Linked DNA regions of Homo sapiens: region 2 is linked to region 1. A link is an interaction called in ENCODE POLR2A ChIA-PET data of the cell type or tissue named here. Cell type or tissue: GM12878. All regions are shown on one strand. Each heading gives the region's core, and the rest is flanking DNA. Links, peaks and the distances in the headings are about the cores only. Region 1 overlaps MPRIP (myosin phosphatase Rho interacting protein). Region 2 overlaps NT5M (5',3'-nucleotidase, mitochondrial).

Region 1 (12,708 bases), core at 1,986-4,485:
GTCACTAAGGGAGAAAGAAATTAAGTATTGTCAAAGTTCTATAAAGAATGGAAATGTATGATATTATACTTCAAAGGAATTTGATGTTGAAATTTTAAAGAAAATTTGTCATGTTGATGAGAAGCTTCACTTTCCTGGGAACTTCATTCGTTTTAGGGCATGAGATAAAAGTCCTGGCTAGGGGAGCCATAGGTCTGTTGTACAAGGAATTTGCTTTCTAAACAAGTTGTAACTTGCCCTAAGGTCCCTGTTGGAGCACTAAGAGGTGACACAGGCCAGAGACAACGTTTCGTTTCCCCTTCCCTGCAAGCTGGGATCAGCCCTGTGTTTTCTCCTTTCAGCTGAAGTGAGCGAAGGTTCTCAGTGCTGGCAAAAGAGCCCACTTTCTAAAAGGACTTGGGAAGAAAGCTGCTGGGAACTTGCTTATTAAAAAGTTCCTTAGAATTAAGGTATCTACCCACTGTTTTCGCACCTTTCACCTTCCTGGGCTTTCCTGCCCTCCAGCATTCTTCTCTAGAGAGGTTCCTAGCCCGCTCAGCGCGAGCGTCTCCAGTAGGTAATAGCAGCTGAACGTGGGTTTTCCACGGACTTCAGGCTTGGAGGTGCCATATACAAGCACACTTCTTCCTTCCCCTGGCTTCTCCATGCCACCACCCACTTTAAAGATGTAAACTCAGTAGATTTTTCATCCAGTGAACGGTCATCTTCACATCGAAAGGTGAAGGCCACCACTGTTCTCAATGCCAAGCAACAGAACGTTCTGAGATGGCCGTTCTTCCTTGCACAGCAGCTACGGCAGGTTGTTCTGCAGCCACCCCTTAGAGGGGGCTCTTCGTTTTACCTTTGTACAGTTCTTGTGTTTACACATTTGGGCCAAACAGCTTTCAGCAAGGGCATGTGTCCACAGCTGATGGGCAGTTAAGAACCAGCCTGAGCTGAAGGCTAGTAATACCGTGCTGTAGGCTCTTTAAAAGGAAAGCCTGGCATAAACCCAGCATGGAAAGGAACATTATCAGTTATCTCAAATTTTGTCTGCCAGGGACAAGACCCTGTTCATTCTTTTGCCCTTTTCAGAACTGTGAGCTTCAAGTATTCTTGCTTCTCTGTAAAGGGAAGACATCTCCCTTCTCTGAAATCCTTCAACAAAAGAAAAGGCTCTTGGCAGGGTAGGGGAGTCAGTAGCTCAACACTAGATCATCCCTAGAGATGGGGCAAGTTTCTGTCTGAACACGTCTTGGGTCCGAGTCCTTAGGTGTTCGGATGCAGTACTTTGTGAATACTTAAGCTACTGCATGCTTGGTGTAGCTTGCAATTTCTCTGTATTTAAAAGCAGCTGTGTTTATTTTCTTCAAAATAACCTGTATATTATTTAGAGCAAGCAATGTAAATATTACTGAGAAGTTACTGCAGGGATTTTTGTGACAGAGTTTGTATGGGTTTTTAAAAAAATCTTAGACACCCCTTTTTAAGATGGGGAGAACAGGGTTGACTGCACCGTTGAAGCCCGCCCAGCATTATAAGGAAATGTTTTTAATGACTGCTGCATCTTTGTAAAACGTTTGGTCATCTAACAGATGGTTTTAAAGTGTACAATATCCAAAATAACGATAGCCCTGTATCCATACATTGTTTCATTGAAAGAATTCTCTATTGCCTCTTCTTGGTAGAGCCAGAGTCCTTAAGGAAAATCAGGAAAATTAAGAAAATGATGGTGCCATCTTGACCAGACTTCTGCACAGTAATTTAACGCTATCCTAGGGAGACTTGGTTGAAGGCACAGTTCTGGGATCAGGGTCTAAATGTGCAGTTTCTGAGAACCTTCAAGACCACTCACTGGGCAGGGCTCTGTGGAGCACTGGAGCTGTTTGGATTCCCCAGCCCTTTGGTCATATCCTGGAATTCCGTGGAGGCTGCAGAACTTAGATGCAGCTGTTTTTTACAGCACCTATTTTTGTCAGATTGGTAAGGAAACACTGAGTCACAGAATACTTAAGAATTGGAGACTCCAGTAATGTAGGATGGCCTGAGAGGACGTCCAAGTCCCAAGGGGTGGACACGGCATGTTCCTCGGGCACAGCCTCAGTGGGGGCCTTCCCCAGGCGCAGCTCGGCCACCTGAGGAAAGGGTGTTTCGGAGGCGCAGCCACACACACAGCGCTGGCAGCCTCACGGTCACGCCCATCACTCCCTGCCCCCCACTGCCCTTGAGAAGTTAGTGGTGTCACATCCTTAGTTTTATAGACAGCTAGGAATAGATTGTGAAGAACACTCAGTTCACTACTGTGTTACATTTATATCACAAGCTTCAATTAAAATGGATTTTAAAGGATTTTAGGATTTACCTTTAGTATTAACAACGTATCTACTGACATACTGTTAGGATTCAAAACCAGTTAAGTATAAGAATTACTTCATGTGGTTTTCCTAGGGTACAATTTATAAAAGGTAGAAAGCATCCAAGTGGCTCCTCAACAATTACAATTCTTAATGATTTTTCTCACAGCTGTGCCCTTCTGTCAGGGTCAGTGTCAAAATTCGTTATCAAAGGCAAAACCTACTGTGCCAAGCTGGGGCGCTATATGTGAACGGAGTGGAAATGCTTCAGTCACCTCTGCCGCAGCTTGTGATTCCAGCAGTTCTCACAAACGTTCTGTCACATGATGAAAAGAAGCAGCTTGTATAATTCCAACTGGTGTTTCATTTCTGTTCTAATGCTAAGTGGTAACGCTTAACAAACAGACTAAAAGCTGTGTGCAGAAGAAAGGGCTGAATGAGTACCGCCTCCCTAGGTTCCAGCACAGCGCTCGGGTCTAAGAAGTAGAGCCCCGGGGTAGGGTGGGCCATCCACTGTCAGGCCAGTGTCTCAAGAAAGCCTGACCAGCTGAGCTGCTGCTTTTTTTTTGGGGGGGGGGGGGGGAGGGGCGTCTTGAGGCTTTTTTTTTTTTTACAAAGTTAGTTTGTGATCAACGATTCACTACAATTGAAGTGTTACTTTGTCAGAATATTTATTCCTTTGTGTGACATGCTAGATTCCCTGGATGTAGCTGATCATTTTTATTTTGTAAATATTACCTAACTTTACATAAACTATATCATAATAAACTATTTTTGCATCACCCTTTGCATGCTGTGTAATGAGATTTTGTTTAGTTGAGAGACATCTGCAAAATAAGCACGCAGGTCAAAAGGCAAACTGAACAGTAGCCTCCAGCTCTAGAGTGGGTTGATTTCAGTTTCATTACCTCCTTTTTTTTGAGACAGTCTCACTCTGTTGCCCAGGCTGGAGTGCAGTGGCAGGATCTCGGCTCACTGCAACCTCTGCCCCCGGGGTTCAAGTGATTCTCCTGCCTCAGCCTCCCAAGTAGCTGGGACTACAGGGGCACGCCACCACGCCCAACTAATTTTTTGTATTTTTAATAGAGACGGGGTTTCACCGTGTTAGCCAGGATGCTCTCCATCTCATGATCCGCCCGCCTTGGCTTCTTAAAGTGCTGGGATTACAGGTGTGAGCCACCGTGCCCGGCCTTTATTTTATTTTATTTATTTTTTTTGGAGCAGGGTCTCACTCTGTCACCCAGGTTAGAGTGCAATGGCATGATCTTGGTTCACTGCAGCCTCTGCCTCCTAGGCTCAAGAGATTCTCCCACCTCAGCCTCCCAACTAGCTGGGACTACAGGCATGCACCACCACACCCAATTAATTTTGCATTTTTTGTAGAGACGGGGTTTCCCTGTGTGGCCAAGGCTGGTGTCGAACTCCTGGACTCAAGCAGTCCTCCCACCTTTGCCTCCCAAATTGCTGAGATTACAGGCATGAACACAGTGCCAGGGCCTGATTACCTCCTTTTGAATTACAGTGGATTTTTTTTTTTTTTCTTTTTTGAGACAGAGTCTTGCTCTGTTGCCCGGGCTGGAGTGCAGTAGCGCGATCTCAGCTCACTACAACCTCCGTCTCCCAAGTTCAAGCGATTCTCGCGCCTCAGCCTCCCAAGTAGCTGGGATTACAGGCATGCACCACCACACCTGGCTTGTGTGTGTGTGTGTGTGTGTGTGTGTTTAGTAGAGATGGGGTTTCACCATGTTGCCCAGGCTGGTCTCGAACTCCTGACCTCAGGTGATCACCTGCCTTGGCCTCCCAAAGTGCTGGGATTACAGGTGTGAACCACTGTGCCTGGCCAGTTTTCAGCATTTTAGAATTACGGTAGTTCACATAAAAATTTGGATTTTACCTGTTCACACACAAGCCATTGTAAGAAATACTTTACATGCAGAATCTAATTAAGGTACACTGCCCCAGTTAAAGAAGCCTTCAGGGGCTAAAGGGACAACGAGAAGTGCTAATGGTGGTGATGCTTTTATTAATCAAGGTCTTGTAATTCCCCATCCCTGTCCCTCTTATTAATAGATTTATTTACAATAAAATTTTACCTTTTGCTTAAAAAAGAAACTGCATTTTACATCATGACCCAATATACACACACGCCAACAACCTGAAATTTAACAAAATAATGCACCCTTACTATATATACTTTGATGATTTCGTTCACTTTTAAAAATTCTGATTGTGACCCACTAAATAAATTTTAAATAACAAACAACTGGGATTTTTAGGTTGGGCGCAGTGGCTCATGCCTGTAATCCCAGCACTTTGGGAGGCTGAGGCAGGTGGATCACTTCAAGACAGGAGTTCAAGACCAGCCTGGCCAACATGGGGAAACCCTGTCTCTACTAAAAATACAAAAATTAGCCAGGCATGGTGGTGTGCGCCTACCTGTAATCCCAGCTACTCAGGAGGCTGAGGCACAAGAATTGCTTGAACCCAGGAGGTGGGGGTTACTGTGAGCCTAGATCGTGCCACTGCACTGCCAACCTGGGCAACAGAGCAAGACCCTGTCTCAAAAAAGAAAAACTGGGTTTTTTAAACAATATATTCACAACCTTTAGAATGAAATGGGTGAAATTTGTGGGAATCTAAACTTTTATCCAGATAACATTGAAAAAAAGTTGATTCTACCAATAAATCAATTTAAGAGGCCAGGTATGGTGGCTTACGCCTGTAATCCCACCACTTTGGGAGGCCGAGGCAGGTGGATCACTTGAGGTCAGGAGTTCAAGACCAGCCTGACCAACATGGTGAAACCCCATCTCTACTAAAAATACAAAAATTAGCTGGGCATGGCGGTACACACTTGTAATCCCAGCTACTGGGGAGGCTGAGGTGAGAGAATCACTCGAGCATGGGGGGCAGAGGTTGCAGTGACTGAGATCGCGCCACTGCATTCTAGCCTGGACTACAGAGTGAGACTCTGTCTCAAAAAAACAAAACAAAAAGTCAAGAAATGTATAAAACATAGCCAAAAAAAGTTAAGTACAGGCATAAAAAGATACACATTTTCAGTCTGCTATTCCAGTTGTCTAATTTTTTTTTTTTTTTTTTTTTTTTTGAGATGGAGTCTCACTGTGTCACCCAGGCAGGAGTGCAGTGGCGGGATCTCAGCTCACTGCAGCCTCCACCACCACCCACCCCCCGGGTTCAAGTGATTCTCCCATCTCAGCCTCCTGAGTAGCTGGGGCTGCAGGAGCACACTGCCATACCTGGCTAATTTTTTTGTATTTTTAGTAGAGATGGGGTTTCACCATGTTGGTCAAGCTGGTCTCAAACTCCTGATCTCAAGTGATCCACCTGCCTCACCCTCCCAAAGTGCTGAGATTACATGCATGCACCACCGCTCCTGGCCTCCTATGGTTTTAACATACGCTATTTTTGTAAAGCTATGTAAATGCAATTTTTAAAATCAGTTGGCATTTGAAAATCCAACACTGTTTCATAACAGCCTGGCGACAGAGCGAGAATCTGTCTCAAAAAAAAGAAAAAAAAAAAAAGGCCGGGCGCAGTGGCTCACACCTGTAATCTTAGCACTTTGGGAGGCTGAGGCAGGCAGATCACAAGGTCAGGAGTTCGAGACCAGCCTGGCCAATATGGGGAAACCCTGTCTCTACTAAAAATACAAAAACTAGCCAGGCGTGGTGGCATATGCCTGTAGTCCCAGCTACTTGGGAGGCTGAGGCACAAGAATCGCTTGATCCCAGTAGGCAGAGGTTCCAGTGAACCAAGATTGCATCAGTGCACTCCAGCCTGGGCTATAGAGCTAGACTCTGTCTCAAAAAAACAAACAAACAGTGTGGTCTTGGCATAAAGAGAGATATTGATAAATCAGTGAAACAGAATTGCGAGTTCAGAAAAAGCGTTCTTACATTTACAGTCAATTGATTTTCAACAATAATGCCCAGACCATTCAGTGAGGAAACAATAACCTTTTCAACAAATGGTACTGGGACAACTAGACATCCACATGCAAAAGAAAATGAAGTTGGGCCTCCTACCTTGCACCATACACAAAAATTAACTCAAAACGGATCACAGACCTAAGTATGAGTGATAGGAATATAATATACAAGAATGGCCGGGTGCAGTGGCTCACGCCTGTAATCCCAACATTTTGGGAAGCCGAGGCAGGCAGATTACTTGAGGTCAGGAGTTCGAAACCAAGCCTAGCAAAACCCCATCCGTACTAAAAATACAAACATTAGCTGGGCGTGATGGTGGGCGCCTCTAGTCCCAGCAACTTGGGAGGCTGAGGCAGGAGAATCGCTTGAACCTGGAAGGCGGAGGTTGCAGTGAGTTGAGATTGCACCACTGCACTCCAGCCTGGGCAATAGAGTGAGACTGTCTCAAAAAGAAAAAAATTATATATATGACAGAAAAAAACATAGGAGCAAATCTTTGTGACCTTGGGTTGGGCAATGGTTTCTTAGCTATGACACCAAAGCACAAGCAACAACTGTAAAAATATTAATAGATTATACCAAAATCAAAAGCTTACATGCTGCAAACAATTCCATCAACACCTATTACCCAAAGAAGGGAAACATTTGCAAATGACTTTTTCTTTTCTTTGAGATAGAGTCTCGCTCTGTTGCCCAGGCGGGAGTGCAGCCTCAATTTCCCAGGCTCAAGCGATCCTCCCACCTCAGCCTCCTGAGTAGCTCAGACTACAGGAGTGTGCCACTATGCCCAGCTAATCTTATTTTTATTTTTTTTATTTTTTATTTTTGGTAGAGACAAGATCTTGCTATGTTGTCCAAGCTAGTCTCGAACTCCTGAGGTCAAGCATTCCTCCTGCCTCGACCTCCTAAAGTGTTGGGATTACAGGCGTTGGCCACTGTCCCCAGCTTGCAAATTATGTATCTGTTAAGGGATTCTTATATCCAGAACATATACAAAGAACTCTTAAAACTCAACAATAAAAAGACAACCCAAAAAAATGGGCAAAGGATTTGAATAGACATTTCTTCAAAGATGACATACAAATGGCCAATAAGCTCATGAAAAGACATTCATCATCTTAAGTCATTAGAAATGCAAGTCAAAACCACAATGAGACACCATACCCACTAGAAGGGCTATGATCAGAAAGTTAGATCATGCCATATGTTGGCAAGGATGTGGAGGAAAAGGAACCCTCATTCACTGCTGGTGGGAATATAAAATGATACTTCCATTTTGGAAAAAGTCTAGCAGTTTCTCAAATGGTTAAATAGTGTTATATGACCCAATAATTTCACTCCTAGGTGTATACTAAAGAAATGAAAACATGTCTGTGCAAACACTTGTACACAAATGTTTATAGCAGCATTATTCATAACAGCCAAAAGATAGAAATAACCCAAATTCCCACCAACGAATGAATGGGCAAACAAAATTTGTTATCCATACAATGGAATGTTATTCAGCCAAACTAAGAAATGAGGTGCTGAAACATGCTGCAGCACAGATTCCCTTGAAGCATGACGCGAGGTGAAGATGGCAGAGACAAAAGGCTGCAGAGAGGATTCCATTTCTATGAAATGCCCAGAGTAGGCAAATCTGTGAGACAAAGTAGACTAGTGATTGCCAGGAGCTGGAGGGTAGTACGGAGTGGGGAGTGACTACTACTGGAACAGTGTTTCTTTTTGGGGTGATGGTTACACAACTTTGTTAATATACTAAAACCCACTACTGAATCTCATGCTTTTAATGTGCAGATTTTATGGTATGTGAATCTTGATCAAGTGTGTTTTTAAAAACTGGGTTGGATCCTGGCAGCTCCCATCGGTGCTGATCGCAGCCAGCAGCCCGAGGCCTTTAGTGACGCCTTTCTTCAGCATCTGCAGACAGCGAAAAGCAGAGCTGCAGGTTGAAGGCTCAGAGTAATGGATGGAGCCCTAAAATGAGTAAGAATAGGTGCAGGCAGGGCCTGAGTGGTCACTAGAAAAGAGAAAGCAGAGTTGGTGCCATCACATACATCCACCTCATGCCTTATTCTGAAATTTGAGTGTGAGAATACATGTCGACACATAAGCCAGTCATGATTTTAAAGGCGTCGGCTGTGGTCTTGAAAAGAGTCATGTGGAAACCCATCATCACCTTAAGATTTTTTTTTTTTTTTTTTTTTTTTTTTGAGACGAAGTCTCGCTCTGTCGCCCAGGCTGGAGTGTAGTGGCACCATCTCGGCTCACTGCAAGCTCCGCCTCCCGGGTTCATGCCATTCTTCTGCCTCAGCCTCCCGAGTAGCTGGGACTACAGGCACCCGCCACCATGCCCGGCTAATTTTTTGTATTTTTAGTAGAGACGGGGTTTCACCATGTTAGCCAGGATGGTCTCGATCTCCTGACCTCGTGATCTGCCCGCCTTGGCCTCCCAAAGTGCTGGGATTACAGGCATGAGCCACCGTGCCCAGCCACCTTAAGATTTTGAGTGTAAGGATCTTCATGATGAAATTTCTGAAAATGGTCCATTCTCAGCTTCAATTTCTGAGACTGGAGAAGGATCCTCTAGTAGCCACACTGTAGCAGCTGCCCTGAGTCAGCACCTCCACTTGGACCCAAAGTAGGATGTCTCTCAGGCATGTCACTCCCAGTGACACCAGATGGGATCCACCCAGGGCTGCCTCTGCTGCTCATTGTTAATGCCTCTAAAGTCATCTCCATGGTTCTTTGGGCTTCATCTTTAAAGGATTCAAGTGACTGAGACTATCCCAGAAAACTATGCAGCTAGTGAAACTAGAGTACAACTAAGAACATTTTCAGACCTCCAGTGTGGATGACCTGGGCATAATCTCACAAACTGATGGGACTGCAAGGATTGTAAACTGAAATTGACATGAATATACTCTGTTGGATCAGACTAAAAAAAAAAAATTGGGCCCGGCACAGTGGCTCACACTGGTAATCCCAGCACTTTGGGAGGCCGAGGTGGGCAGATTATGACATTAGGAGTTCGAGACCAGCCTGGCCAACATAGTGAAAACCCGTCTCTACTAAAAATACAAAAATTAGCCGGGCGTAGTTGTGGGCGCCTGTAATCCCAGCTACTCAGGAGGCTGAGGCAGGATAATCACTTGAACCCGAGAGGCGGAGGTTGCCGTGAGCTGAGATCGCGCCATTGCACTCCAGCCTGGGCGACAGAGAGAGACTCTGTCTCAAAAAAAAAAAAAAAAATTGTGGGTTGCTTTAAAAACCTATAGAACTGGCTGAGCGTGGTGGCTCATGCCTGTAATCCCAGCACTTTGGGAGGCCGAGGCAGGTGGATCACCTGAGGTCGGGAGTTCAAGACAAGCCTGGCCAACGTGGCAAAACCCCGTCTCTACCAAGAAAAAAAAAAAAAAAATTAGCTGGACTTGGTGGTGGCACACGCCTGTAATCCCAGCTACTCAGGAGGCTGAGGCAGGAGAATCGCTTGAACCCGGGAGGCGGAGGTTGCAGTGAGCCAAGATTGCACCATTACACTCCAGCCTGGGTGACAAGAGCGAAAACTCCGTCTCAAAAGAAAACAAAAACCCTATAGAACCAACATAGTGCTTTAAAATATGGCATCATTGCATTGGTTCATTCCAACAACCTAGGAATATTCAACAGTGTGGGCAGACTGTTAAGGGCATATGGTACTATCAGAATTTTTTGTTTGTTTTGAGACAGAGTCAAGCTCTGTCACCCAGGCTGGAGTGCAGTGGTGTGAGCTTGGCTCACTGCAGCCCCCACCTCCCGGGTTCAAGCAATTCTCCTTTTTCAGCCTCCCGAGTAGCTGGGATTACAGGTACACACCACCACACCCAGCTAATTTTTGTATTTTTAGTAGAGACGGAGTTTTGCCATGTTGCCCAGACCGATCTTTTTTCTTTTTTTGAGACGGAGTCTCGCTCTGTGTCTCCCAGGCGATCTCGGCTCACTGCAAGCTGGGCCTCCCGGGTTCACACCATTCTGCCTCAGCCTCCCGAGCAGCTGGGACTATAGGCGCCCGACACCACGCCCGGCTAATTTTTGTATTTTTAGTAGAGATGGGGTTTCACCGTTTTCAAGCTGTATCACTGCCCGCATAGTTAACAACATTGAATCCAAACCACTAAGCTGATGAAAGCTCATCCCAGGAGACGAGGGCAATTAGAGGGGAATCTTCCTAGAGCCTCTTTTGTGACTGCTGAGCCTACTTGGCAAATTTATTACTTCTTTTAAAGTTTCTCTCTGAGAGGAGCCAAGACAATCTTGTAGGCAAAAAGAGGCTTCAGGTGACACACACACTACACAACCCCCTCCCCAGCCCTCATCTTCAGCGAGCCCCTGCCTTCTAGCATCACTCGCCTCAGGTGTTGGAGCAGAGGCCGGCGTGCAGTTCTAGGGTCTCCTGGGCATGCCTGCCTGTTACTGGCACAGCAGTCTTTACGTGTGGGCCAAGGATCTTCTATACTTTTAATAACGTCTTCCAAGATCGGGTGTCTGATGAGCAGGCACACCCAGCACAGTTTCAACAAGCAATTTATCCCCCAGTGTGCAGGCTCCTTCCTTACAGGCTGAGTACTATGGGGTTACAATCTTCCCAGACATTGCTTATTGGTTGTTAGGCGGGGGCTTTAGGTATTTTTTTTTTAGGGTTGTCTTGCTGCATTTTGTTACAGCCCACAGTGCATTGCAATCTTAGTCTGCTTAGGGGCTCTTCAAGTATTTGACTTATGACCTAAGTAGCTAGGCCAGCTGGTAGGAAGAGACAAAGCGAGCTATTTTGCAGGCCAGTAAACTTTCATTTTAAACTTTTTTGGTTCGGGTGAGGGCAACCAAGGAAGGGGGAAGGGGGCAGGCGGGGAAGCCGATAAGGCATCGGCTAGCCTGAGGGGCCTAGTACAACCCGTTTCTTCCGTAGTTTGCTGACCGAAGCCGATTCAAGGCACTTTGTCTTAAAAATGGACCACCGTATACCTTATTTCCTTCACCCAAATAACAGCTTAAAGTTTTACTCCTCTTTGAGTCTCCTGTTCTTTGACCAACAGTTTCTAAATAGCTGTATACTGCCCCCCCCCGCAAAATTATATTTAACAAAGAGGAGCCCCTACTTGAATGATTTAGCAGCAAGCTAAGGCAAAGACACCCAGCGCTCACATTCCAGAATAAGAACATGTTTATTCAGATGTGCCAGAAGTCCAGGGTCACGCGGCTTCGCATTTAGGAGATGCTTTACAAGCTCTCCCATTTTCTTTTCAGAACATACACTGGGGGAATTCACAAACTAAAACAATTTCTGGTGACTTCCAATCTATATATTATACTTTACAGCTTCAATTGAATTTTTTTAAAAGTTAACTTCCAAGCTGGCTTGCCTAACACTGTGAGTCAAAAGTAACCCTAAAAAGGAAAAACACACAGCACTGAAGGGTCTCTGGGTGGTAATGCCAGCGTGGGCTGGGGAGGTGAGACTAAGCACATGGCTAGCAGACCTCAGGATGGGCCCTGGGGCTCATCATACAGAAATATGACAAGATGATGAAGTCACAACTTCAGATGTCATCGGAGCTATCTGTATATGACACACACATTATAAACAAATAACCTGGAACATTTCACAGTGTACGACACCTGTTCTACCTGGGAATGCAAACCCTGAGCTGCAAATAAGAACACAGACGTGGGAGACACCACGGCCTGAAGCTGCTCTCCTCTTCCCCGCTCTCCTCTCCTCCGGTCCCGTGATGGGTTACGCTGAGCCAGCAATGTGCACGCACTAACTCCACAGGTGTTAAAGGTAAGGTCACTTCTAAACACACAACAAAATTACCTTAACATTAGGACATTAAAAGTTAAAAGCCCGGCCGGGCATGGCGGCTCACACCTGTAATCCCAGCACTTTGGGAGGCGGAAGTGGTGGATCACTTGAGGTCAGGAGTTTGAGACCAGCCTAACCAACATGGTGAAACCCTGTCTCTACTAAAAATACCAAAAAAAAAATCAGCCAGGTGTTGTGGCAGGCACCTGTAATCCCAGCTACTCGGGAGGCTGAGGCAGGACAATCGTTTGAACCCAGGAGGCAGAGGATGCAGTGAGCCGAGGTTGTGCCACTGCACTCCAGCCTGGGCCACAGAGTGAGACTCCATCTCAAAAAAGATAAATAAATAAATAAATAAAATAAAAAAAGTTAAAAGCCCAACATAGAAACAGCTGCTGGCCATCAGTCCTGACAGACCACAGCACTTACTACCCAAGGACAGGCTGCTGAAGAGCTTGGCACTGGCGTGCATACTGGTTTTAAAGAGCAATTATGCAAGGAATCAAGGGAACAGCCAGCCTTTGGTGGCAATGACGCTCACGGGGTTGCCCCGAAGGCTGCTTTTGCCACCCGCACCGCA
Region 2 (10,721 bases), core at 3,334-5,833, 120 kb after region 1:
TTGAAGTATTTTGCAAAAGGAACAGGGGATTTTGGTATGCACAAAATTAAAGAGGCTGAGTGTTTTTTGGCATCCCTTGATTGGCCACCTAGGGTTGCTGCTGGAGGGTTTGATAAAGAGGAGAAGGAAGTTACAAGAGCCCGTTTTTTAGCCACAAGTTCACTGCATCCTCTCTTTTGTTGGGTAGATATTATTATCTCTGTTTTCCAGATGAGGAAACTTGCCCCAAGTCACATGCTGCTCAGGGGCTCAGTCAGGACTCAAACCCAAGTCTGTCTGCCTCCCAAGCACAGTTAGTGCTCCCCACTCCACAGTCCTGTTCTCTGTACTACTGTCTCTAACAAGTGACATTTCTTCTGACATCAGAAAGATGCCTCATCAGTAATGTGGTTTGTTGAGGGACAGGTGTTAAAAAAGGAAACCAAGTACCGTTTGTCTCCATCAACACCAGGCACTTCAGAAGGTGACTTTCACAGAGCCCAGTGTGCTGAGCTCTTCTACAGCGGATGCCTAATGATAAACTTTAAACTGGAGAAAATGCCCTGGTACTTTCTGCAGCCTCAGGAATAGGCTCCAGTGTGTGGCGAGTGTTCATTTATAGGCAGCGCTCGGCATGGGGAGTCTGGACACCATATATCCGCCCGGGAGTGTATTAACGTGGAAACCAAGCCCACCCCCAACTCCGAAAAGTGCAGCAGCTTTTCCAGTTCTTTGTGCAAATATGTAGGCTCTGTACGTGTGGGGTTACTGGTTTCCAAGCACAAGGCAAAGGCACGGGGCAGTAAGGAGGGTGCCTTGGGAGTAATCTGCTGGCTTCCACTACTTCCCTTCCTGAGGCACGGCTTGCTGCTGTGGACATCCCTGGGCCTACCCCAAGCTGGCCCAGTATCTGTGGTTAAAACAACCGCCCCCCCCCCCCCGCCCCCACACACGTGGCTCCTTATGTGTATGTAGGCATTTCTACTTTTCAAAATTCTGCTCTGTCTGTATTCCCTTTGGTCTTCACAGTACCCTATGTGGGATGTGAGGATCAAATGTGTTTCAGTAATAAGCACGCATTTGCCTAGTCCCTGTGGTTCCTGAGAGTGTTGCTGGTATGCTGTCAGGGCATCCTCCGGCCGTCCATGTGACAGGGTGGCTGTCTTTCTGTAGTGTGCAGAACAGCTGGTAGAGGCACTTCCTGTACTGCACACGTGGGATTTAGGCTCCTGCTCATAGGCTGAGATGTGTCTCCCCTCTGGTTGTCACTTTCCCCTTGCCTGACCCTAGAAAAGGTGCTGCATTCTGGCCCTGCAGCAGAACAGGGGAAGGAGAAAGGCAGCGGGGGTTGGGGAGTGGGGAGGAGAGGGTTGGTGTTGGGGGTTCTTCTCCCAGCTCAGCTGCTGTTTTGCTGTGTGACATCAGGTGGATCTCTTCCCCGTTCTGAGCCTCAGTTTTCTGACATGTAAAATGAGGGTCTGCATTTTTGCTTTGCAACTCTAAAAGCAGCAGAATCCTTTTTTTAAAAATGTACTTATTGGCACCTCAACATATAAAACCGATAAAAGCAGAGCTCTTCTGGTTAATGTGGGGAGGATCCTCGAGCTCCCTGAATTGTCCTTTTACCCTGTCTCCCCCTCCCCCTTGTCCCTCATGGCACCTTAAAGATCTCTGAGTCCCTCCAGTTCTCAAGTTTAAGGACTCTACTACCATGGTAAGAGCTGGTCCAGCCTCAGTTTCCACAATGCTTTTGGCCACTCGAATCCAGCCTAACAAGCACGCAGTTCCTGATGATTGGCCTCAGGTCCCAGAGAGCTCCAGCAGGTGTAGGAGTCCATGGGCCTGACACCTTTGCTGGTCTCTGCTGGATCCCGACGAAGTCAGGTCCTTTCTGGAAAGGGGTTCGAAGTCCACATACTCTCCGCACTACCCCCAGGAAGTACGTCCTTGGGTGTGTGTTTGGGGGAGTGAGAGGAATGAAGAACCACTCCCCCTATAGCCTGGCCATACTCCCCAAGATGAGGGCAGTAAGGTGCTGAGGACCCTGGAAGTAACTTGCTTTTCTCAACTTCTCAGGAGAAGGCCATCAGCATTTGGGAGTCAAAGAATTTCTTTTTTGAACTTGAGCCTCTGCCAGGGGCCGTGGAAGCTGTCAAGGAGATGGCCAGCCTACAAAAGTAAGTTTGTCCTCCCAGCCACTCAGTAAGTTTGTCTGAGCAGCCACTGAGCCCTGTACCTCCTTCCTGCTTCTTCCCTCCTCTGCCTTCTCCTTTCTCTCTCCTTGGCCCTGCGCAAGGCTGCACTTGCCTCGTCATTGCTGAGCCTGGGGAAAACCACCAAATACAATGATCTCGGTTTGTAGGCTGTGATGTTTTGATCCAGGAACTTGAGGAAATACCCAGTTTAATTTGATCTGGTTCCCTGGGTGTTCAAAGCTCATTTATTCAATGCCCGGACGTGGTGGCTCATGCCTGTAATCCCAGCACTTTGGGAGGCTGAGGCGGGCGGATCACGTGAGGTCGGGAGTTTGAGACCAGCCTGACCAACATGGAGAAACCCCATCTCTACTAAAAATAAAAAAGTTAGCCGGGCATGGTGGCACATGCCTGTAATCCCAGCTACTCAGGAGGCTGAGGCAGGAGAAACGCTTGAACCCGGGAGGTGGAGGTTGTGGTGAGCCGAGATCGCGCCATTGCACTCCAGCCTGGGCAAGAAGAGCGAAACTCCATCTCAAAGCTCATTTATTCAGCAAATATCTCAGAACTGACTGTGCTAGATACTGCAGGCCGCAGTGTTTCAGCAATGAGCAAAGTATAGTCCTTGCCCTCATGGAGCTTCTAGTCCAGACAGAGCAGACATTAAAGAATCACAAAATGGCCGGGCACGGTGGCTCACGCCTGTAATCCCAGCACTTTGAGAGGCCGAGGCAGGTGGATCACCTGAGGTCAGGAGTTCGAGACCAGCCTGGCCAAGATGATGAAACCTTATCTCAGCCGGGCGCGGTGGCTCACGCCTGTAATCCTAGCACTTTGGGAGGCTGAGGCAGGTGGATTGCCTGAGGTCAGGAGTTCGAGACCAGCCTGGCCAACATGATGAAACCCTGCCTCAGCCAGGTACGGTGGTTCACGCCTGTAATCCTAGCACTTTGGGAGGCTGAGGCAGGTGGATTGCCTGAACTCAGGAGTTTGAGACCAGCCTGCGTAGCATGGTGAAACCCCGTCTCTACTAAAATATAAAAACTTAGCTGGGCGTGGCGGCATGCACATGTAGTCCCAGTTACTTGGGAGGCTGAGGCAGGATAATTGTTTGAACCCAGGAGGCGGAGGTTGCACGGTGAGCCAAGATCGCGCCACTACACTCTAGCCTAGGCGACAGAGCGAGATTCTGCCTCCAAAAAAAAAAAGAAACCCTGTCTCTACTAAAAATACAAACAATTAGCTGGGCGTGGTGGTGGGCGCCTGTAATCCCAGCTACTTAGGAGGCTGAAGCAGGAGAATAGCTTGAGCCCAGGAAGTGGAGGTTGCAGTGAGCTGAGATTGCTCCATTGCACTCTAGCCTGGGCAACAAGATTGAAACTCTGTCTCAAAAAAAGAATCACAAAGTGAAGACACTTGCAGATTGTCCAAAGAGCTGAAGGAAAAGAGGTTCAGCGGGAAACTTCATTTAGAAAAAGTGTTTAAGGAAAGAGAAGTAGTATTGCTTGAGATATTTCTGTTTTGTTCTGGTGAAATGAGTAGTTTTATGGACTGAAGCCCCCACTCAGTGACCTGTTGACAATTACAGAGGATGTGCTTCCCTGAGAGATTTTTAAAAACAGCCTTATTGACATATAATAATGACATACCAGCTGGGCGCCGTGGCTCATGCCTACAATCCCAGCACTTTGGGAGGTCGAGGCGGGCGGATCAAGAGGTCAGGAGTTCGAGACCAGCCTGGCCAACATGGTGAAACCCCATCTCTACTAAAAATACAAAAATTAGCTGGGCGTGGGGGCGGGTGCCTGTAATCCCAGCTACTCGGGAGGCTGAGGCAGGAGAATCTCTTGAACCTGGGAGGCGGAGGTTGCAGTGAGCCAAGATTGCACCATTGCACTCCAGCCTGGGCAACAGAGTGAAACTCTGTCTCAAAAAAAAAAAGAGACATACCGTGCAGTCCACCCATTTGAAGTATATAATCCAGTGGTTTTACAAAACCATCCACAAAGTTGTGCAACCATCATCATATCCGCTTCAGAGCTTTTTCATCATCCCCAAAAGAAACCCTGTACCCATCAGCAGTCACCCCCATTCCTGTGCTCCCTGCCAGCCCCTGGCAACCACTAATCTACTTTCTGTCTTTAGGAATTTGCCTATTCTGGGGATTTCATATAAATGGCATCATATAATATGTGGTCTTTTGGGTCTGGCTTCTTTCATTTAGCACATGTTTTCAAGGTTCATTCATGTTGCAGCATCTATCAATACTTACTATTTTTATGGCTGAATGATATTCCAGCCATTGGATATGTATGGATCTAATGTATGGACTACATGTATTGATCCATTTATCAGTTGATAGATGTTTGGGCAGTTTTCACTTTTGGGCTATTGGGAATAGTGCTGCTATGAACATTCGTGTAAATATTTGTTTGAATCTTGTTTTCAATTCTTTTTCTTTCTTTCTTTTTTTTTTTTTTGAGACAGGGTCTTGCCCTATCTCAAAAAGGCTGGAGTGCAGTGGCATGATGATGGCTTACTGCAGCCTTTACCGCCTGGACTCAAATGATCCTCCTGCGTCAGCCTCTAGAGTCGCTGTGACCACAGATGCACACTACTACACCCAGCTAATTTTTCATTTTTTGTAGAGGTAGGATCTACCTATGTTGTCTAGGCTGGTCTCAAACTCCTAGGCTCAAGCAGTTCTCGTGCCTCAGCCTCCAAAAGTGGTGGGATTACAGATGTTTTCAATTCTTTTGAGAATATACCTAGGAATGGAATTGTTAGGCCATAGGATAATTCTGTGTTTGACATTTTGAGGAACTGTCAAACTATTTTCCAAAGCAATTGTACTATTGCACATTTCCCACTAGCATCATATGAAGGTTTCAGTTTCTCCACATCTTTGTCAACACTTGTTAATTTCTGTTTTACTTTAGCCATCCTTGTGGGTGTGAAGTGATTTTGTGAATTTTGGGTTGCATTTCTCTGATGGCTAATGATGCTCAAGCATCTTTTTTTTTTTTTTTTTTTTGAGACAGAGTTTTTGAGACAGAGTTGCTGACCTTGGGTCAGCAATGGCTTCTTCATATGACACAAAAATGCAAGTGACAAAAGAGAAATACACAAAAATTGGACTACGCCAAAAGTAAAAACTTTTGTGGTTTTTGTTTTTTTTTTTGAGACGGAGTCTCACTCTTTTGCCCAGGCTGGAGTGCAGTGGCACAATCTTGGCTCACTGCAACCTCTGCCTCCTGGGTTCATGCCATTCTCCTGCCTCAGCCTCCCGAGTAGCTGGGACTACAGGCACCCACCACCACACCTGGCTAATTTTTTGTATTTTTAGTAGAGACGGGGCTTCACCATGTTAGCCAGGATGGTCTTGATCTCCTGACCTCGTGATCCACCCTCCTCAGCCTCCCAAAGTGCTGGGATTACAGGCGTGAGCCACCTCGCCCGGCCTAACTTTTGTGTTTCTAAGGACAAAATTAAGAAATTGAAATGAAAGTCTACAGAATGAGGGAATATATTTATAAATCATGTATCTGATAAGAGACTTGTATCTAGAATATATAAAGAACTCTTCCAAGTTAACAATGAAAAAAAGCCAGGCACAGTGGCTCATGCCTGTAATCTCAGCAGAAAGCCAAGGCAGGAGGATCACTTGAGGCCAGCAGTTCAAGACCAGCTGGGGCAACATAGTGAGACCCTGTCTCTACAAAAAATACAAAAATGTAGTGTTATACCCAAAAGTAAGTTATCCTGTGCCTGACCTTGTCCAAAAGCTAACAGTAAAAAAAGACAAACCAATTGAAAACCTCAACAAAGGATTGAATGAACATTTCTTTAAAGAAAATTTAGAATGTCCAATAAGCACATAAAAAGATGCTTGAGGCCAGGTGTGGTGGCTTAGGCCTGTAATCTCAGCACTTGGCAGGCCGAGGCAGGCAGATCACTTGAGCTCAGGAATTTGAGCCCAGTCTGGCCAACATGGGGAGACCCTGCCTCCACTAAAAATACAACAAAAATAGCCAGGCATAGTGGTGCGTGCCTGTGATCCCAGCTACTTGGGAGGCTGAAGTGGGAGGATCACTTGAACCTCAGGGGGGTGGAGAGAGTGGGGGGAGGGGGAGGGTTTGCAGTGAGCCAAGTTCACACCACTGCACTCCAGCCTAGGTGACAAGAGCGAGACCCTGTCTAAAAAGAAAAAGATTCGGCTGAGCACAGTGGCTCACGCCTCTTATCCCAGCACTTTGGGAGGCCAAGGCAGGTGGATCACCTGAGGTCAGGAGTTCAAGATCAGCCTGGCCAACATGGTGAAACCCCATCTCTACTAAAAATACAAAAAATACAAAGATTTGCCCCTGTGTTTTCTTTAAGAGTTTTAGTTTTGGGCCGGGCGCGGTGGCTCACGCTTGTAATCCCAGCACTTTGGGAGGCCGAGGCGGGTGGATCATGAGGTCAGGAGATCGAGACCATCCTGGCTAACACGGTGAAACCCTGTCTCTACTGAAAATACAAAAATAATTAGCTGGGTGTGGTGGTGGGCGCCTGTAGTCCCAGCTACTCAGGAGGCTGAGGCAGGAGAATCGCGTGAACCTGGGAGGCGGAGCTTGCAGTGAGCCAAGATTGCGCCACTGGACTCCAGCCTGGGCCGACAGAGTGAGACTCTGTCTCAAAAAAAAAAAAAGAGTTTTAGTTTTAGCTCTTCCATTTAGGCCTATGATCCATTTTGAGTTAATTTTTGTATATGGTGTGAGGTAGGGGGTCAAACTTCATTCTTTTGCATGTAGATATCTTGTTGTCCCAGTTTCATTTATTGAAAAGACTACTTTTTTCCCACTGTATTGTATTCACACTCTTGCTGAGAATTAATTGAGCATCAATATAAGGATTTATTTCTAGACTTAGATAACTTTTATTGGCCACATTTTTGCTTGAATTTAGCAACCTGAATGACAAATGTAAGGTATGATTTGGCCTTCATTGTGTCATATAAATGCCTCTAAAAATTGTCAACTTTTAAAGTTCTAATATGATAAATAGGTGTCAGAGAAACACAAAATACAGAGTTTGAGTTGAATCGTAGACCTTATTTGGTAGTAATTTATCTTTGGATGTGAGTCCAAGTCCTGCAGAGTAGTGAATTTTATTCTGGTTTATGGTATGAACTTGATGTATCGTGTTCCTGTAGCAGGAGTCTGAGAGGCAAAGAATATGTGTACAGCATTCACACTTAAGCTTTCAAAACCCTGCTCGTGGCCTGGATCAGCATGTGCTGACCTGCAGCCACATGACTGTGTCCTGGGGAGCTGCAGGGCACAGTGGTTTGGAGTGGGGTTCTGGACATTGGCTGCCCAGGCTCACATCCTCACTTCCCCAGAATCTCATTCCCAGATGTCAGGCAAGTTATTAAACTTTCTGGGTTTCAGTAAAATGGAGATAAGGAGAAAGTCCTCAGTATATGTGCCTGGCACATAGCAGGTGCTCAGCAAATGCTAGCTGCTGCTGTTGCCGCTCTGTAAGATTTAATAGGCATATCGCAAGAAAGGCATCCTTAAGCCACCACGGTATGGGAAACAATGGATTAGATTGGCTTCTTCACCATAGTACTTTTCAGAGCTTTTAAGTGCTTGTGTGCTTTGTGACACTGCATTGGGGTAGTAAGGGATGCAGCTTTCTTCAAAAGTATTCTAGCGGCCAGGCACGGTGGCTCACACCTGTAATCCCAGCACTTTGGGAGGCCAAGGTGGGCAGATCACCTGAGGTCAGGAGTTCGAGGCCAGCCTGAACAACATGGAGAAACCCCGTCTCTACTAAAAATACAAACAAATTAGCCAGGCATGGTGGTGCATGCCTGTAATCCCAGCTACTCGGGAGGCTGAGGCAGGAGAATTGCTTGCACCTGGGAGGTGGAGGCTGCGGTGAGCCAAGATTGCGCCATTGTACTCCAGCCTGGGCAACAAGAGTGAAACTCCATCTCAAAAAAAAAAAAAAAAAATGTATTCTAGCCTGGGTGGGGTTTGGTAGCTCATGCCTGTAATCCCATCACTTTGGGAGACTGAGGCAGGAGAATCACCTGAGCTCAGGAGTTTGAGACCAGCCTGGGCAACACAGCAAGCTCCTGTCTCTACTAAAAAAAAATAATAATAGTAATAAAAAGAAGCCAGGCATGCTGACCTGTCCCTATAGTCCTAGCTACTTGGGAAGCTGAGGCAGGAGGATCACTTGAGCCCAGGAGTTCAAGGCTGCAGTGAGCTATGATCACGCCATGTACTCCTGCCTGAGCAACAGAGCAAGACCCCGTCTCTTAAAAAAAGATATTCTAGGCCGGGTGCTGGCTCACACCTGTAATCCCAGCACTTTGGGAGGCTGAGGCGGGCGGATCACCTGAGGTCAGGAGTTCGAGACCGGCCTGACCAACATGGAGAAACCCTGTCTCTACTAAAAATAAAAAATTAGCTGGGTGTGGTGGGCGTGGTGGGGCATGCCTGTAATCCCAGCTACTCAGGAGGCTGAGGCAGGAGAATCGCTTGAACCCCTGGAGGCAGAGGTTGTGGTGAGCTGAGATTGCGCCATTGCACTCCAGCCTGGGTAAAAAGAGTGAAAATCTGTCTCAAAAAAAACACCAAAAACCAAAAAAGGTATTCTAGCCTGGAACATTTTTTCATAGCTTCTCGATTAATACCTTTGCAGAAATTCCCGTTTGGGAATGCAAATCTAGACCATACCCAGTGGTCCTTTATCTCCATTTGGCTCTTAAATTGGTAGAAGATTCCTATGGTCAGTTTGTGCCCAGTATCTAGACAAAGCGAAGGGACTCGTCAGTAACTGAGTGGATAACTGTGTATCTGGTGCTGAAGTGGGCACTGAGTACAAGAGATGTGGGCCCAGCAGCAGAGACCAAGGCTGATCAGTCACCCTCATGACTATTTATCCAGCATCTGCTGCATGCTCAGCCTCATCCCAGGGGCTGCGGGGACACAAATAGGTAAGAGAGTTCTTACCTTCAAAGAGTTCCCTGGTAAACAGACATTGGAACATAGATCTCAAAGTAATCGTGGCGTTGGGGCTCAGGCAGGCAGGCAGGAACTGCTGCTCCCCGGGAGGCCACGCCATTGTGCTGCCATCTTGAGGAATGAAAAGGAACCTGCCAGGTAGTGAAGGGCAAGGGGACTCCAGGTAGGAGGGGAACAGTTGAGCAGACGCCCAGGGGACTCTCCTGAGATGGCCTTTGTGGCACGTCCTGCCCTGTTCCAGCAGCTCTGCGCGTGAGATAGGGCTTCCCTGGGCAGAGCCTCAGGTTCTGAGGAGCTTGGTTTGGAATATCTTCAGGGGTGACCATTCTTTTTATTGTTCGGGAATATATGAATATATTCTTTTTTTTTTTGAGATGGAGTCTTGCTCTGTCGTCCAGGCTGGAGTGCAGTGGTGCGATCTCGGCTCACTACAACCTCCGCCTCCCGGGTTCAAGTGATTCTCCTGCCTCAGCCTCTGGAGTACCTGGGATTACGGGCGCCCGCCACCACGCCCGGCTAATTTTTTGTATTTTTAGTAAAGACGGGGTTTCACCACGTTGGTCAGGCTGGTGTTTAACTCCTGACCTCAGGTGGTCCACCCACCTCGGCTTCCCAAAGTGCTAGGATTACAGGCGTGAGCCATCGTGCCCGGCCGAATATATTCTTATAAAAGACTCCAATAGCATGAGCGTGTGTGAAAATGTGTCAGTTGACCTCTCTCCCTGCATATACCCACCTTGGCCCACTCTTCTTGCTCTAGTTAAGAATTTGGTGTGTATGCTTCCAGACCTTTTGAAGTGCACCCCCCTACATATTTAAATATAGATTTACAAATTGATATGCTCCACCCAGCAGTCAGAGTGATATTTTTTAAACCAAATTCAGATGATGTTAGCCCCACTGAAAGCCCTCTGCTGGCTTCATCTTGTGGTAAAATCCCGCTGTCCCTTGGCCAGGCTGGGAAGGCTGTCTGCCATCTGACCCTGCCTTCCTTTCCAACCTCTGTCTTCCTCTGCTCCTGTCACGCTGGCTTCTTTCCTGCCCCTTGGATGTGCCACACGTGTTTCTGGTCTTAGGACCTTTGTTCTTGTTGCATCTTCCTGGAATGTTTCTGCCCTAGTTCTTTACACAGCTAGATTGTTTTTCTCTTTCAAACTGAGAACCGTGCATGTTGCCTCCTCACAGAGGCCTTCCCTGACCACTGCAGCTGAGGTCTCTGCCCTCCCCTCCTGGTCGTTCTGTCCCATGACCCTGAGTGTGTACTCTAAGCTGAAATTGCATGTCTGTGTCTGTCCCTTCCTCTTTTGAGTGTCAGCTCCCTGAGGTCAGGGATTGTCTTGGTTCTGGCTCTATTCTTAGTTCCCAGAATGATGCCTGGCACATCACACACTCAAAATATTTGCCAAATGAATAACTTCATGTGCATAATCCCACAGTAATTGTTGATTTAAAAAAAAATTTTTTTTTAACAATTTTGGAGGAAACCACTCATTTAGAAGGATAAGAACTTAAACCTGATTTTAACATG

The links. ChIA-PET counts read pairs that join two places held together with the same protein. Peaks named below come from ENCODE experiments on the same cell type or tissue, not always from the same donor. Only the 100,000 strongest peaks of a DNase experiment are listed, where the experiment ranks them.
Region 2: POLR2A ChIA-PET joins it to region 1 with 5 read pairs; 7 of 35 experiments call an interaction of 5 or more read pairs at or near these places.

Annotation. Positions count from the first base shown.
Region 1 is chr17:17,189,527-17,202,234 of GRCh38, forward strand. It overlaps MPRIP (myosin phosphatase Rho interacting protein), which reads left to right. Exons shown (of 24, transcript NM_001364716.4): 24 at 1-3,117. It overlaps PLD6 (phospholipase D family member 6), which reads right to left. Exons shown (of 2, transcript NM_178836.4): 2 at 11,469-12,708. Among named protein-coding and RNA genes, the nearest start is that of PLD6, 10 kb to the right of the region's middle. RefSeq lists enhancers at 1,605-2,272, 2,273-2,938 and a silencer at 3,109-3,198. In GM12878, for the core only: no CTCF peak of the experiment used is centred there; a DNase peak (open chromatin) is centred at 3,175.
Region 2 is chr17:17,304,488-17,315,208 of GRCh38, forward strand. NT5M (5',3'-nucleotidase, mitochondrial) reads left to right here. Exons shown (of 5, transcript NM_020201.4): 2 at 2,056-2,156. Among named protein-coding and RNA genes, the nearest start is that of NT5M, 6.5 kb to the left of the region's middle. In GM12878, for the core only: no CTCF peak of the experiment used is centred there; no DNase peak of the experiment used is centred there.